3 separate regions of the Homo sapiens genome follow, and regions 1 and 3 are each linked to region 2. A link is a contact called in ENCODE Hi-C or POLR2A ChIA-PET data. All regions are on one chromosome and are shown on one strand. Each heading gives the region's core, a stretch centred on a gene start or an enhancer-like site at or near the end of the contact. The rest is flanking DNA. Distances are from core to core; before and after follow the strand shown. Region 1 holds the start of PDK4-AS1 (PDK4 antisense RNA 1). Region 2 holds the start of PON2 (paraoxonase 2). Region 3 overlaps LOC105375409 (a long non-coding RNA gene).

The links. A loop is a pair of places that touch in the nucleus more often than their neighbours do. ChIA-PET counts read pairs that join two places held with the same protein, here RNA polymerase II (POLR2A). Pooled maps may share reads with other maps.
Region 1: a loop to region 2 is called in a pooled map of heart left ventricle, with 6 times the contacts of the local background. The contact joins the promoter of PDK4-AS1 here to the promoter of PON2 in region 2. A Hi-C loop is called at or near these places in 1 of 168 maps with a recorded cell type or tissue (heart left ventricle), 4 of 37 single-sample maps with no recorded cell type and 9 of 50 pooled maps. POLR2A ChIA-PET finds 5 or more read pairs at or near these places in 2 of 52 experiments (B cell and Panc1).
Region 3: a loop to region 2 is called in a map of ascending aorta, with 4 times the contacts of the local background. The contact joins the enhancer-like site here to the promoter of PON2 in region 2. A Hi-C loop is called at or near these places in 1 of 168 maps with a recorded cell type or tissue (ascending aorta) and 12 of 50 pooled maps. POLR2A ChIA-PET finds 5 or more read pairs at or near these places in 1 of 52 experiments (Panc1).

Annotation. Positions count from the first base shown.
Region 1 is chr7:95,595,210-95,598,397 of GRCh38, forward strand. PDK4-AS1 (PDK4 antisense RNA 1) reads left to right here and starts at 1,470. Exons shown (of 3, transcript XR_001745287.3): 1 at 1,470-1,574. It overlaps PDK4 (pyruvate dehydrogenase kinase 4), which reads right to left and starts at 1,307. Exons shown (of 11, transcript NM_002612.4): 1 at 955-1,307. The coding sequence starts at 1,084. RefSeq lists a silencer at 588-882.
Region 2 is chr7:95,433,485-95,436,635 of GRCh38, forward strand. PON2 (paraoxonase 2) reads right to left here and starts at 1,544. Exons shown (of 9, transcript NM_000305.3): 1 at 1,394-1,544. The coding sequence starts at 1,467. RefSeq lists a silencer at 1,227-1,656 and an enhancer at 1,331-1,901.
Region 3 is chr7:95,687,761-95,690,599 of GRCh38, forward strand. All of the region lies in intron 2 of LOC105375409 (a long non-coding RNA gene), which reads left to right. Among named protein-coding and RNA genes, the nearest start is that of DYNC1I1, 83 kb to the right of the region's middle. Within about 2 kb of position 1,336, at least 2 of the 41 ENCODE cell types and tissues checked have a DNase peak (open chromatin) inside an H3K27ac peak, as active enhancers do.

The sequences.
Region 1 (3,188 bases), core at 220-2,719, 160 kb after region 2:
AATGATATATCTAAATAGCATTAACTATCAAATATTGAACACACATATATTATAAAATTATATTTCACTCTCAGTTGGGTTACTGTTAATCGATAATTCAGGGGCGATTGTCTCCTTAATTGACTAATTCCCTTCGTCCTTTCGTCTTTCCTTCTTTCTTTTAAAAAGTGACAGATATAGGAGAATTATTGTCTTCTCTTTTTGAAGAGGATTCACTTCCAAGAAGTAAGAATATCCCACAGTTCTTAGAATTTATAAAAGACTGCAGGATTCGGTCACACCACAATGTCAACAACACAACATCCTTTAATGAGTGGGGACATGGAATTGGAGTTGGGGGATAAGAGGCTGGAGGGGGAGCTGTGATATTTCCAGAGTAGTGATATCACATTTAAACCCTTGAAATCTTCCTTATAAGATTACTGCAACAAATGTGTAAATATTTTCAGCAACAATGCAAATATATGGAAAACTATAATGATAAAGAGACAAAGAAATCTGTCAGGAATGCAGAGAGATGTACCCTGTGGAAGGATGCCAGGTGGCTAAGGAATAAAATCTGTTAATTTGAGGCTATTTAATACTATTCAGAAACTTCTCCAAGCAGTACTATGCTGTGAAGGAGAGGATAAAGTTTCCAGTCCATTGTTAAACGGTGACCGAAAGCAAAAAGTATTTTGACTGGAAGAGCGGGTCAGAAAGAAGAGTGTGCAGATGAAGTCAAACCATCCAGCGTCGGCAGGCTTGCAGGTGGCCTTGACCTGGAGGCACCCCTGTCAGAAAGTAACCAAATCTAGGAAAAGGAAAGGTGTGCTGGCGTCGAGGCTCCAGGGCTCAGCAGCAAAGTGAACCCCAGTTGTTTTAGCTTGAGCCTAGCCCTCCCTCTACCAAGGCTGAAAGTTAAGGCAGTTCCCCAACCCTAGGACCCAGCTTGGGCCCTGTGTCCCCTCTCACCAAAGTCCAGTAGCTGCTTCATGGACAGCGGGGACGGGCTGTAGCGCGAGAAATGCTCCACCTCTCGGGGCACCAGGCCGGCGCCGTTGAGCGAGCCAGCGCTGCGCAGCACGAAGCGGGCCGCCTTCATCTTGACGCCCACCCGGCCTGGCGGGGACTGTGGCTGGCTTGAGGGGCGAAGGCTGCTCGGAGCAGAGCCTGGTTCCGAGGGGGCGCGGCGCGTCCGGGCGAGGACTGCAGGTGCGCTGGCTGGCTTGTGCGCCCCGGCCTGGGCTGGGGTTTGAGGGTGCCGCGGAGTGAAGAGTCTGGGCAGAGTCGGAGATGCAGTGGTTCGAGATTCAAGTTCAAGTCTTCCCACCAGCCGCCGCCGCCCGAGGTTTTATTTGTCTCCCCGCACTCTCCCCCCGAGTCCCAAACAGGAGGAGTCACTGGAACTTGGAAACGCGTCCTGAACTCCAGGTCGCGCCAATCAGATCAGAGAAAGAACTATGGGCTCCGCCCCTCCAGCCGCGGTCATCACAGAATGGCCTGGCACGGTGACCACGGAGTGCCCTGGCACCGGTGCCCGCGGCTGTGACGGAAAAAGGGTGGGAAGAACAGGGAAGAGGAAGCAGAAACAGGTATCTGGGGCAACGTGGGCTTAAGATTAGCCTCTTGGGACGGGGCTCCGAGTCGCGTGGGCTGGGGTCCCGCCCAGGCTCGCCCTTGTTTACAACTCGGAGGCTGTCTCAATGTCAAGTACTCCTGGCCACAAACTGTTTCCAAGAGTTTGGACTCCGCGTGCTCATTGGTCCTTGCTCAGAGCAGGGCTTTTACAGTAGCCAACAAGCTGCGTTCAAAAGTATGGGCTTCTCTGCCACTGGACAGAGAGAAAGGAATAAACAACCTAAAGACCTGCGCCCCCACCCCCACCGCCCCCTTTTCTTCAGAAGAGACCGGCACATGGCAGGAACTGTACGTTCCTTTTGCTGAGACTTGAGGGGCTGCCCAGATACATTTACTTTTTCCTGTGGTAATAAAAGGCCATCAATTCGTTCTTCTCCGGCAACACATTCTTTCCGTTAGGTTTAGTTCTGTTAATTAAAAACAAAATTAAAAAGGGATCAATTTGTCAGTTTGCCTTACCTTTTGCGGTGATCAGAGAATTTGTTCACTCTGCCCTGTACGAAATGTCCTTACTCCAAATCTTTACCTAAGACATTCCATTCTACCCTCAAATGTCTGGCACAAGCTGTCTGCTGCAAAAGGTCTTCCTTGATTACTTCTCCTCACTTCTTCCAAATAAGGCCTTGGTCTTTCATGGTACTATTCTATAGCTATTTATGTTTTTATATTATCCCTCTCTGACTCCCCCCTTTCCTGAAAGAGATCAGGGTAGGGACCCTGTCTGATGCAGCTTTGTGATTCCTACTTTTTCACTACTCAATATTTATTAAATTAATGACAGTGGTTGAGACACATTACCCTGTCATACTAACCTCCTTTTCCTCTCCCGACACTCTAAAAGGACTAGGGAATGAAGCCACCGTGTTTGGGAAAGTTGGGAGTAAGAGAGTTGGTTACAAATGTAATAGAATGGGAATTTATGAGGTGTTAAAAATGATAGTTTGTTATAAAAAACCTTTTTGGCCTCCTCCCCCTGCGTTTATTTTATTTTAATTAATTAATTAATTACTTTATTTATTGAGACAGAGTCACACTGTCTCCCAGGCTGGAGTGCAGTGGTGCCATCTCGGCTCACTGCAACCTCGGCCTCCCAGGTTCAAGCGATTCTGCTGCCTCAGTCTTCTGAGTAGCTGGGATCACAGGCACACGCCACCACACTCAGCTAATTTTTTCTATTTTTGGTGAAGATGGGGTTTCTCCATGTTGGCCAGGCTGGTCTCAAACTCCTGACCTCAAGTGATCCACCCACCTCGGTCTCCCATAGTGCTGGGATTACAGGAGTGAGCCATTGCGCCCAGCCTGCCCTGCATTTATAAGCAGAACGGGCAACTCTGAAAGTCATGAGTGATCCTAGGCTCTGCTGTCATCCTTTGCCCTCTTCGTCTAGGAGACTGCATTAAATCACAGGACAGATTTCCAATTCTATCTCTAGCACAAACTTTCTTCCAAGAGCCAGATTCTCCTATTCAATTGCCTATTTGGTTTCTCCATTTGGATGTCTAATAGGTATCAATTTTGCTTCTCTAAAATCAACACCATTATGAGGGATCTGAAACAGTCCTGGCAAA
Region 2 (3,151 bases), core at 294-2,793:
CCTCCAATCCCCCCTTCCAGGCTTATCTCTATAAAACACAACTAGTTATATTAAGTTCTTGTTGAAAAGCAAAACCCACCAATATTTCCCTTTTGAAGCACTATTGGGCCTATGAAAGTGGGGCCCCATTTTTCAACTTATATTTAATGGCCTCAAAACCTATCCTTCCCACCACCCTACTATTCTCATCTCCTGACTTTATGCTCCCTTCAAATTGGCCCATTTGCTAGTCTTCCAACTTCCCACCTTAGCCCCTTTGCTCCTGCTGCACTATACATTTGGCATGGGCCCCTTCATGCTCATATGTGTTGCACCCACCCTTCAAGGTCAGGTCGAATGTCTCTTCCTCCCTCTAGAACTCCACCCTCAGGGGATGGAATCTTTCCTCTTTAAGCCTATGCGGTTCATTTGTGTCTGTCCTTAGAACATCCTAATTTATACATTTACTGTATTTTAATTCTCTCTTCCCCTGTATCAAACTCCATAAGGGTCGTACTCTACTATAGAAGCCTAAGAGAGAACATTACACATAGCAGGTGCTCAGTCTTTCTGGAACTCTTTTGCATGAGGCCTATAAAATTTTGGTTGAGGCAGGGCAGAACAGCTCACACCTGTAATCCCAGCACTGTGGGGAGGCCTAGGCTGGAGGATTGCTTGAGTGCAAGAGTTAGGGAACAGCCTGGGCAATACAGCAAGACCCCATCTCTACAAAAAATAAAATAAACAAAAAACAAACGTTGAGTTGGTAATTTATAAACGATGATGTCTACCTACCAGAGATTTTCATTAAAACTAAAATGCGAGATGGAATAGTGTCTGCGCTGTCTGGCATTCTGGCTTCAGGCTTCCCTGGTGAATAAATAGGAAGTAAGAACAGTAGCTGAATATTTCAAGTGTCTTTGATCTACAGCTGAAGAGTTTCTCAAACTATGCAGAAATGGGTGGAGAACAACTTTATTAAAGACGGGTCTGGTTTGGGCAACAAGGAGAAACAGCACCAATGACCTGAAATAAATCTTCATAGTTAAGGTTTCAATGCATGAGTAGTCATTTTGTTTTCAATTTAAACCACTAGTTTGGCCCTTGGGTAATTGCAAAGCATTCTCTTGTCAGCCTAAGCAGAAGAGAACTTTGTTAGCAGCAAGGGCTTATAAACTTTCAAGAAAGTGTCGCGATTCACTCCAAACTTTGCTAGTTTTTTCACTAGAAGCGGAGAGTCGGGGTGATGGGGGTTCAACTAGCTGGGGGAGGGACAGCATTCAAAAATTCTCCACCCCCGGCCGCAGGGCCAGGTCCCGCAGGAATCCCTCCCCCAGCCTGCGCCCTCCCCGCACCACGCGGCCACCCCGAGCCTGGGGACCGCCGAGGAGGGGCGCGCGGGAGTCCCACCTACCTGAGTGCCAGAAGCCTCTCGCCCAGGAGCGCCAGCGCGATCCCCAGCAAGCCCACAGCCACCAGCCGCCCCATGGCGCGGGAGCCGGGCGCGCTGCCTCGCTCCGGCCTGGCCAGCAGCTCCGTGGGCGGTGCCATCTTCCCGGCTCGATGGTGCCGGCCGCGCTCCGCCCCGTCCTCCGCCTAGGCCGAGTCCCTGCGTCGGGGCCGCGGAGGCTCCGCCCTGGGCCTGGCCCTGGTCTTTGTCCTCACAAACCTATTTCCCCAGATACCTTCGGGACGGCCCGGACACGCCTTACATTAGGCTCATGATGTGAAACTTTGAATTCCTTCACTTCCTTTTTCAAACAACCCACCCGAAACCCTCTAGCAGCCCGCATACCTTTCTCGTTTCCCTAGTCTTCAAACACATTTCTCACTCGCTATTCCAGTGAGAAACTTACATAGAAAGCAGCTTTTGGGGATGGGGGTCGGTGGCCAAGGGAGGGAAAGTAACGGGATGCGTCGTGTAAATATTTCACGTTGGAATCACTACTTTTTATAACAGGACGTAGTTGCGAATAAATAAACATCCTGTGCCTCGTAATACTTTTTTTTTTTTTTTTTAACAGGGTCTCGCTGTGTTGCCTAGGCTGGAGTACATTGGCACAATCATAGCTCACTGCAGTCTGGACCTCCCGGACTCAAGGGACCCTCCAGCCTCAGCCTCCTGAGTAGCTGGGACCGCAGGCACGTACCGTTACACCTAGCTAAGTGTGTGTAAGTTGTGTGTGTGTCTGTGTGTGTGTGTGTGGAGACCGAGTCTTGCTGTGTTGCCCAGGTTGGTCTCAAACTCCTGGACTCAAGCCATCCTCCTGCCTCAGCCTCCCAAAGTGCTAGAATTACAGGAATGAGCCACCATGCCCAGCCTCTATTAATACTTCCAGACTACAGACTTAAGGACTTAGACACGTCTTTTTCATCCAAACTCAAAGGGAAGAAGTGTAGTTTTTTTCTTTTCCGTTTTTACTCTAACAACCGTAACATGAAGGAATAATTTAAAATACAATTTTAAAAGTAAAATGAAATTTACCCATCAAGATTGATACCATTACAATAAATGAGTACATCTGAAATAAGCTTCTAATGGTTTTCGGTATTTAATTGCCACCCTACAATATGTAGGCAGAAATGGTCACACTTGACAATTTTCAACAAATATCAGTTTTATAAAGAACCAGTAAATAAAAGTGGATGCCAATTTCCCACCTGCCTCTCACCAAAAAAAAAAAAAAAAAAAAAAAGCACAAACACCTCTCTCCCTGTGTGTGTGTGTATCTCTGCTTCAGTCCTAAGGATATTGGATTATACTGGATGGTAGAAAGAGAAGTAAAAAGTTGTCCTTTGAAAGCCCATGAGGCATTACCTTTTTTGTGTCGTGGACCCTTCTGGCAGTGGTGAGCCTGTGGATAACTTCTTAGAATAATGTTTATAAATGCTTACAATAAAATGCATAAATTTTCTCTGTGCGGTTCATGAAAAAAAGAAAGAAGAAAAAAAAATTTTAAATAAATGAATAAAATGTATAGATTGCAAAGAAAATCAATTACATTGTAAGGAAAAAAAATAGCTGAGAGCAGTCTGAGCTTTGTGAGGTATGCAAAATTTATCAGGCCCAGAGCGACATGAGTATGGGACTTCAGTCACGCCCCAATACCCATGCCTGGGGACAGTTGTTTAAAGACATTTTGTTCCCGAGTAGCTGTCCCACCCATTATCT
Region 3 (2,839 bases), core at 86-2,585, 250 kb after region 2:
GATTTCACTTCTATGTTGGAGCTGTGGAACTCTAAACCCAGGGGTGGGATGTGAGGGGTCCTTAGTTTGAATTGTGTGTAGACTAGACTCCATCTTCTAGAATTTCTAATCCTTTCCAGCCTTGAGGGAACCAGTTGCAGAGCTGATCAAGAAATATCCCAGGGTTACAGTGGCACCTACAGGACAAACGGAAATGTTTCAGCTTGTTTCTTGGTGCTTTTTTTGTGGAGCAGGGGGAGTCAAAGTTTAGGAGGACAGAGATAAGGAGGTGACGTTACAGTTGCTAGTTACTGCAAACATAATTTTTATACCAGTATATTAGAAGCTTAGACCTTAGAGCTAAACACCCGTGATTACAAACATCGTGGCTTTGTCACCTGCTCTTTGTTATACCCCTGTTGTATGGCTTTAGGTAAAGGAACTTAACATTTCTGAGTTATAGTGTCTACTTGAAATATGTGAAATATGCTGTCTATATTACAGGTTAATGCCTCAGTGTTTTAAGAGACTTATTTTACCAGAGAAACTCCAAACCTGGCAAACAAAGGCCTGTGAGTACTCAACCCTTAAGACAATCCTAAATGCCCCAAACCTATCCCAGCAGGAAGTGAGCTGCTAAAGAGATGTAGTCCACAGAGGAGGCCTCCAAACCTGTGGGCTACATCACCCAGAGTTCGTCAGGGCCACGGAAGATAAGGGACAAGGAGATCCTTGTGGAGAACTCATCAGGGCAGCCAGATTGGCTAAGGAGCTCACATCACCTCCAGGTCAGGATACTTTGTGTTTCCAGTCCTACACATCATGGGAATTGCTACGCACCAGGAATTGCTACACTTTTTGCTGCTTCCCATTCTCTTCCTTATCAAATGGATGATTTTTTTGATAATTATCCTATTCTTTCTCTGTCCCTTCATGTATTGCATTTGTGGTTATATTGGAGCCATAGTTTGCTGAGCCAGAAGGAACCACCACACCAGGGCCTGACTAAGAAGAATCACCCAGAAATCCTGGACTTGGAGCTATAACTAGATAAGTCTTTGTGTGGTCTCCCTCTGAGAAGAGGAAAGTGCACTTTCCATGGTATCTAATTATGGCTTCATTAGGTAGGCACTGGCGTTTTTGAAGGGATATGTGAGAGTAGAAGGGACAGTGTGTTGTTGAAGGTGTGAATTACAGCTAAAACCTCTGTTGTTAGCCAAGCCAGCGCTTAGTTGTCTTTCTACATTTAATGTCACTTTGATCTTCTGTTGGACACCTGGAATCCATGCCTCTCACATCTCTCAATTCACCTAGTTTGAGTGATTTTGGCTCTATCCCCGGCTCCAGAAGTGGTTGTATGACTCAGGCCTGGCCAGTCAGAACACTGCATCCTGTTCAATTCAGGTCAGAGAGACTCAGGGCAAGCAAGATCTCTCTGCTGAGATTGGAGCTGCGAGAATGAAGGGGAAAGGAGCCTGTCTAAGGACAGGGCCAAGACAGAGGGAGCTGGAGTGAGAGTGAGAGTGAGAGTGAGATTGAGAGAATGAGAGCGAGAGTGCGAAAGAGAAATCACAGTCGGGGGTGACATTTAAGCCTTTGGAGTAAGGCCCATTGGACATTCTCCATCTAGGCTTTTCAGTGATGAGAAAATAAACATCTTGCTTGAGCCAGGTAGACTGCGGCTTTCTATTGCTTGCAATCAAAACAGTTCTAAATCAAATGGCTCTTAAACCAAAAGATGCTCAAACTCATAATAATAAGAAAATAATTGATACAACTTTTTTTTTTAACTCTCAGATTGATTGGCAAAAATTCAAAACATACTGTGTTGGCCAAGCTTTTGGGAAATAGACAATTTTTACATGGCTGCCAGGAGCACAAGCTGGTACAAGCCCTGTGAAGGGCAATTTGAAAATGCCCGTAAACATGACAAATACATGTATCCTCAGATGCACGACAAAGTGAGAATTTTTCTGTTTTTTCATTATTTTTTTCTGACTGGCAGAGAAATTCAGCAGGAATTCTCAGATATATTTAGGTATATTGACACACATGCAAAATGGACCCTATACAAAACTTCTCATTTCAGTATTATTTTAAATGGCAAAACAATCAACTTACATGTTCATCAATAGAGAACTGGGTAAATAAATTTTGGTGTATCCATAAACTGGGAATACTTCAAAGCTAGAGAGGTGGGGGCAAAGAGGAATTTTTATGTACTGATATACAGGATTTCCAAGATATAGTATTATATGGAATAATTAAGACACAGAAAAAAAGGTGTTATAGTACATTATCATGCAAAATAAAAAGTTGCTTTTAAAGTATTTGCTTGTATGTGCATAAAATGGTCTCTGGAAGTATAAAAGAAACTAATAACTTTGCTAACCTTTGATATGTAATAGGTAAAAGGGAAATTTTTTAGCATATTCTTTTTATCATTTTAATTTGTTTTTGAGCCATATGAAAACATTACTTATTCAAAAACTAAATGAATATAAATTTTTAAATTTTCTCATTAGGACCTACAAGCTAAAGAACAGTTAAAAAACAGGCAGTGAAAAGATTCCAGGGGAAACGATTTCACTTCTGTGTTGGAGCTATGGAACTCTAAACCCAGGGGCGGGGTGTGAGGGGTCCTTAGTTTGAATTGTGTGTAGACTAGACTCCATCTTCTAGAATTTCTAATCCTTTCCAGCCTTGAGAGAACCAGTTGCAGATCTGTAAAGAAATATCCCAGGGTTACAGTGGCACCTACAGGACAAACGGAAATGTTTCAGCTTGTTTCTTGGTGCTTTTTTTGTGGGGCGGAAGAGTCAGTGAAACAACAGGCAGTGAAAAAAAAAAAAATACACCA